2 separate regions of the Homo sapiens genome follow, and region 2 is linked to region 1. A link is a contact called in ENCODE Hi-C or POLR2A ChIA-PET data. All regions are on one chromosome and are shown on one strand. The core of a region is the stretch at or near the end of the contact, and the rest is flanking DNA. Distances in the headings are between cores, read along the strand shown. Region 1 overlaps FAM227A (family with sequence similarity 227 member A). Region 2 overlaps TPTEP2-CSNK1E (TPTEP2-CSNK1E readthrough).

The links. A loop is a pair of places that touch in the nucleus more often than their neighbours do. ChIA-PET counts read pairs that join two places held with the same protein, here RNA polymerase II (POLR2A). Pooled maps may share reads with other maps.
Region 2: a pooled map shows a loop between it and region 1 (3-fold over the local background). The contact joins two enhancer-like sites. A Hi-C loop is called at or near these places in 2 of 50 pooled maps. POLR2A ChIA-PET finds 5 or more read pairs at or near these places in 3 of 52 experiments (Caco-2, Panc1 and T-cell).

What each region holds. Positions count from the first base shown.
Region 1 is chr22:38,613,246-38,616,253 of GRCh38, reverse strand. All of the region lies in intron 11 of FAM227A (family with sequence similarity 227 member A), which reads left to right. Among named protein-coding and RNA genes, the nearest start is that of FAM227A, 42 kb to the left of the region's middle. Within about 2 kb of position 1,319, at least 2 of the 41 ENCODE cell types and tissues checked have a DNase peak (open chromatin) inside an H3K27ac peak, as active enhancers do.
Region 2 is chr22:38,304,141-38,307,276 of GRCh38, reverse strand. The region is part of intron 6 of TPTEP2-CSNK1E (TPTEP2-CSNK1E readthrough); the gene reads left to right. All of the region lies in intron 2 of CSNK1E (casein kinase 1 epsilon), which reads left to right. Among named protein-coding and RNA genes, the nearest start is that of CSNK1E, 12 kb to the left of the region's middle. RefSeq lists enhancers at 1,145-1,394, 1,495-1,544. Within about 2 kb of position 1,461, at least 18 of the 41 ENCODE cell types and tissues checked have a DNase peak (open chromatin) inside an H3K27ac peak, as active enhancers do.

The DNA.
Region 1 (3,008 bases), core at 70-2,569:
CTCCTCTAACCTGTTTGGTGTGGTTGGCCACTCCCATCTTCTTGAGACGCTTTGTTCTCTTGGCTTCTTTGTTGCCAAACTTTTGACAGTGTTTTCCTTCCTCACTGGCTGACCCCTCTCCATCTTCTCTGCCAGCTCCCTGTCCTGTCAGTCTACTCTTTCCCAAGCCCCCTTCCTTACTGTATCTACATATTCTCCCTGGGTGGCCTCATTTGGTCTGGTAGCTTCAAATACCGCCCATACGCCAGTGACCCACCTTCGCCCTGGCCTCTCCCGGAACTCGTACTTGTCTATCCACCAGCCTTCTCAGCCACACCAGGAGGATTTGAGGAACCTCAATCCAGGTGAGGAAAGCACCTGACTCCTAACCCTCAGTGTCCTCTCTTGCCTGGCTGACTGCAGCAGCTGCCACCTGGGCTCCTTTCTTTTACTTGTAGCACCAACCCAGCCTCCACATAGTGACCAGAGTAACCTTTTACAGATATACATCAGATGGGGTTATTCCCTGCTTAAAACCTCCAATAACTTCTTCATTGCATTTGGAATAAAATCCAGTCTCGCTCACCTGACTTGCAGTGCCGTACAGAATCAGGCCCCCCCACTGCAGGTGCCTGGCACCCATGCCCTCCCACAGCACCAGGCACTGGACTTCCTTCTGCCTCTTGGACGTGCCAGGTCTATGCCTGGTTGGGCCTTTGCACTCGCTGTCCTCTTTGCCTGGAATCTGCTTTCCTCAGGGATCCAGAGGGGAAATCTGGTTCCTCCTTGTCCCTCAGATGCCAGGTTCACTGTCATTGCCCTAGAGAAGCTGTCCCTGACTGCCAGCCTCTGTCTTCCCATAACCTATCTCAATCTCTGTACAGTACTTATCTTCCTGTTGGGTTGATGTGTTGTTTAGAGTTTGTCTCCCTCTCTTAGAAGGTAAACTCTGTCCGGGCGCGATGGCTCAAGCCTGTAATCTTCAGCACTTTGGGAGGCCCAGGCAGGCGAATCACTTGAGGTCAGGAGTTCAAGACCAGTCTGGCCAACATGGTGAAACCCCATCTCTACTAAAAATACATAAATTAGTTGGGCGTGGCAGTGCGTGCCTATAATCCCAGCTACGGGGAGGCTGAGGCAGGATAATTGCTTGAACCAGGGGGCGGAGGTTGCAGTGAACCAAGATCGTGCCACTGCACTCCAGCCTGGGTAACATTTATTGCTGTTCTATCTCTTTTACCTCCTAGAACAGACCTAACACAAAGAAGACACTTAACAAATATTTCTGGACTTCGTGAATGAGGTCATCTATGTAAACTCTTGGCCCTGTGCTTAGCATATGACTGTGCTCTGTAAACGTCAGTTCCCAAAAAGTGCAGATGACATAGGTGCTGCAGAGGGACAGCCATCACCCAGAGACCAAGACCAAAATATTATTCAGTGTTTGGGTACTGCCTGTCACAATGGCTTGAAACAAGCGTGTGTTCTTTGTACTGAAATACATAAACTCTTCTGACAGTTATTTCAGGAACCTAGTTAAGAGATTCCATTTACTGCCCCCAAAATAGAAATAATCAAAAACTCTGGAACCTTGAGCACAGCTGAAGTTTTAATGGGCAAACCAGGATAGAGGGAGTAATTGGGTTTTGTGGTGGGGATAGAGCCTCTCTCATCAAGAGCAGACACGTTTTCCCATCTGCTCAATGAAAGAGCTGGCTGTGTTCAAAATATGCATTTCAATGGCAGTAGTCTGTCTGAGAGTCCACAATTCAGGGGAATGAGTTGCAATTACTTTCCATCTCTGGTCTCCTGTCTGCCCTTCTCTTGTTTAAGTGTTAGGGATTTGCACAGTGGAAATGCAAAAGTATCTAACCACAGAGCTGGCTTCTGCTATGAGACCCAGCTATAAATTAGGACACCCACCTATTAGAGACTGAGTCATTTGTTCATTTAATAAATATTTTTAAAGATAAAAAGTTTTAGGAAATGGAATCTGAGGGAGAAAATGATAGGGAGAGAGAAAACCAGGGAGATGAAAAGAGCAGCAGGCAGGATATTCTCTCCTGCGTCTCTTTGCACAGTAGCTCAACTCTGTGTCCCCCTTTCCCAGCTCCCCAGGTCCTAAACCTGGAGAAGTAGTATATAGTTGAGAGACCAGACTATCAAATTAGGCATGGACTAGAATCCTAGCTCTTAACCTGGCCAACATGGTGAAACCCTGTCTCTACTACAAACACAAAAATTAGATGGGCGTGGTGCCATGCACCTGTGGTCCCAGCTACTTGGGGGACTGAGGCATCTCTTGAACCCAGGAGGCAGAGGTTGCAGTGAGCTGAGATCGCACCCCTGCACTCCAGCCTGGGCAGTAGAGCGAGACCCTGTCTCAAAAAAAAGAATTCTAGCTCTCAGATGAGTCATTTCATCTCACTGAACCTCAGTTTTCTTATCAGTAAAATAGGTACCTAGAGAAATCAGTCACAATGTGGGCGTTAAATATGATCTTACATGCAAGCACTCAGCAAACAGCATAGCACAGAGTAAGAACTCAATAAACATTAGCTCTTAATCATATTATACAAGGGTGGTACCTAGAGAAACACAGCTGGAGATTAGGAAAAATGATGTCTTTGAGCCAGGAAGGCATACATTTCAGGGACTCCCAACATCCGTGAAACCCAGTTGTACACACCTTCCCCGTTATATATGTCAGGTGCAAACACATAGTATTAGGATCCTGAGCTTTGTCTCTGGGAAGATGATGAGATAGCTAGAAACTGCATTGTCAGGGTCCAAGGACATCCCTGGGCTGGGACCTTGGACCTAGATCCTTGCAGGGGGGAAAACAAACAAATTATATATATCATATATATTATAAATATATATTATATAATATATGTTATATATTATATATGATATATATTATATAATATATGTTATATATTATATATGATATATATTATATGTTATATATTATATATGATATATATTATATATGATATATAATATATGTTATAATATATGTTATATAT
Region 2 (3,136 bases), core at 212-2,711, 310 kb after region 1:
TTAAATCATCTCTAGATCACTTATAATACCTAATACAATGTAAATGCTATGTAAATAGTTATTGTACTGTATTTTTAATTTTTATATTATTTACCTATTTATTTTTGAGACATGGTCTTGCTCTGTCACCCAGGCTGGAGTGTGGTGGTGTGATCATAGCTCACCGCAACCTTGACTTACTAGGTTCAAGCAGTCCTCCTGCCTCAGCCTCCCAGGTAGCTGGGACCACAGGCACGTGCTACCACGCCTGGCTAATATTTGTATTTTTTGTAGAGATAGGGTCTCACTATGTTGCTTAGGCTGGTCTCGAACCGCTGGACTCAAGTAATCCTCCTCAGCCTCCCAAAGTGGTAGTACTACAGTTGTGCATCACTGCACCCAACCTATTTCTTATTGTTGTGTTGTTATTTTTTATTTTCTCCCCCCACGTATTTTTGATCCATGGTTGAATCGGCAGATGCGGAACCCACAGCAGATGCTGATACGAAGGTATCAGCTGATAAGAAGATGCTGTGTTCTAATTTTTAATTTTTTTTTTTTTTTTTTTGAGATGGAGTCTTGCTCTGTCGCCAGGCTGGAGTGCAGTGGCACAATCTCGGCTCACTGCAACCTCTGCCTCCTGGGTTCAAGCAATTCTCCTGCCTCAGCCTGCCGAGTAGCTGGGATTACAGGCGTGCGCCACTACGCCCAGCTAATTTTTGTACTTTTAATGGAGATGGGGTTTCACCATGTTGGCCAGGATGGTCTTGATCTCTTGACCTTGTGATCCGCCTGCCTCGGCCTCTCAAAGTGCTGGGATTACAGGCGTGAGCCACCGCGCCCGGCCTGTGTTCTAAAATTGATTGTGGTAATGGCTGCGCAAGCTTGTGAATATACTAAAAACGGTGAGTCGCACACTTTGAGTGACTCAATTGGAGAGTTATCTGAATTACATCTCAATAAAGGTGTTGAAAGAAATTGCAACTTATAACACAGTATCCAGTGAAGCGTCCCCCACCCCTTCCTCCCTGACCCACTTAGCCCTGTACAGTCATGTTTCTGTTCAGTGTTTCTTTATGTAGCTAGAGCCAAACACAGATACTTAGTTCCCCACCTTTTTAAAGAAAACTGAAATGAGAGTGTGGAATATACACTGTTCTGTGCTTTGCTTTTTCACTTCCTGTATCTTGGAGATCTTTCCACTTGTGTGCAGAGAGAGCTTCCTGGTTCTTTTTCCATTGTATTCTGTTTTATGGATGGGCTATTCTTTATTTAATCAGCCCCCTCAGGAGGGACATTTGGGTTGTTTCCAAGCTTCTGCTGTTCCAAACAGCCTGCAGCCGACAGCCTTGTCCCCGCCTTGTTTTGCACCGTGCTAGGATGTCAGGTAAACTCCCAGAAGCGGGGTTGCTGGTCAGGGCTGAGTAGCGTCAAATCCCCCTCCAGTGGCGACTCAGCAGTTGACGCCTCCACCACCTGGGAGGAGTGCTCAGCGCCCCCACAGTCTTGCCGACAGACAGGTGTGTTATCTCGTAAGACTTTTGACAATCCTAGGTGAAACATGGTCTTTCACGATCATATTAATTTGCATTTCTCTTACAAGGAGGTTGGGCATCTTTCCCTATGAGTAAGGCTTTTCTATTAATGATTTCTTTCTCTGTGAAGTGTGTGTTTCAAATCCTTTGGCCTATTTTCTGCTGAGTCTTTTTCTGACTGATTTGTAGGAGCTCATTACATATTAGCTCTTTGCCTGTGATAAGAATTGCAAGTGAGTATGTCTCTTAGGACTTTATTTCCGGTGTTTTTGCCATGCAGAAGGGATTCTTTTTTTTTTGGAGAGGAAGGAGCTTTTTTTTTTTTTTTTTAAATGGCTTTAGGATTTTGAATCAGGGATAAAAATAAAAGCTTTGCCTAACCCCAAGGCTATAAGGCAATTCTCCCTTCTTCTAACATTTCATTGTTATTTCTTATTAAACGTTGAGTGGATGCAAAGAATACGTATAGAATACCTGCATGGCCTAAGGTGTCCCTCCCTGGGAACCACCGTCTGACATTTAATCTTTTTCCTTTCTTTCGTGTTTAAATCTGTATTGTCCAGTCTTGTTGCCTGTTTTGATATGGAAACAAGTAGAACTGTGCTTGCACTCTTCTTTTTTTTTTTTTTTTTTTTTTTTTTGAGCTGGAGTTTCACTCCGTCACCCAGGCTAGCGTGCAATGGCACAATCTCGGCTCACTGCAACCTCCGCCTCCTGGGTTCAAGTGATTCTCCTGCCTCAGCCTCCCAAGTAGCTGGGATTACAGATGCCTGCCACTGCGCCCGGCTAATTTTTGTATTTTTGGTACAGACAGGGTTTCACCACCTTGGCTGGGCTGGTCTCGGACTCCTGACCTTGTGATCCACCCGCCTCAGCCTCCCAAAGTATTGGGATTACGGGCGTGAGCCACTGTGCCTGGCCTCGGGTAGAATGTTTTCAAGGTGCACTCGTGTCGTAGCGTGTATCGGTACTTTATTCCTCTTTATTGCTGAATAATATTCCGCCGCATGGAGGCACTGCATTCCATTCATCCTTGCATCTGTGACAGATGTTTGTTGTTTCCACCCTCTGGCTGCTGTGAGGAGTGCACCCCTGGGACCAGGGTCATTGTGTGAAGCAGGCATCCTTTCCTCTTCACTGCCGCCTGGGATTCCCTGGTGACTGCGCCACTGTTCCTGTTCTTCTGCTGCTGAGCACTTGGGCTGTTTGCTCCTGTGTCCATCCTTGTCCTGTCCCCCTGGTGCACACGTGTTTCTGAAGGATGTACACTCAGGAGTGGGGTTGCTTGGGCGAGCGTTTGTTTATGTTCAGCTTCACCCAAGAGGTGCACAGGGGCTGTGCCAACTCACACCCACACCTTTATTTCTTATATACAAACTTTTCCTCTACTTGAGATTTCTCCTGGTTGTGGTGTGAGCCATGGTGTCTTTTCTCAGGTGGCCAGCCGGTTGTTCAGGGACATTATTAATGAACAGTCTCATCTTTTCCTCTGATGTGAGGTCCTGCCTTTCTCCTGTCTTGAACTCCTCCTGAGGCTGTGTCCCTGGGGGTTGTTCTGGCCTGTTTGTGTCCTGTTGCGACACTGTCCTACTCCTCCTGCTGGGCTCGCTGCTGGCCCCAGG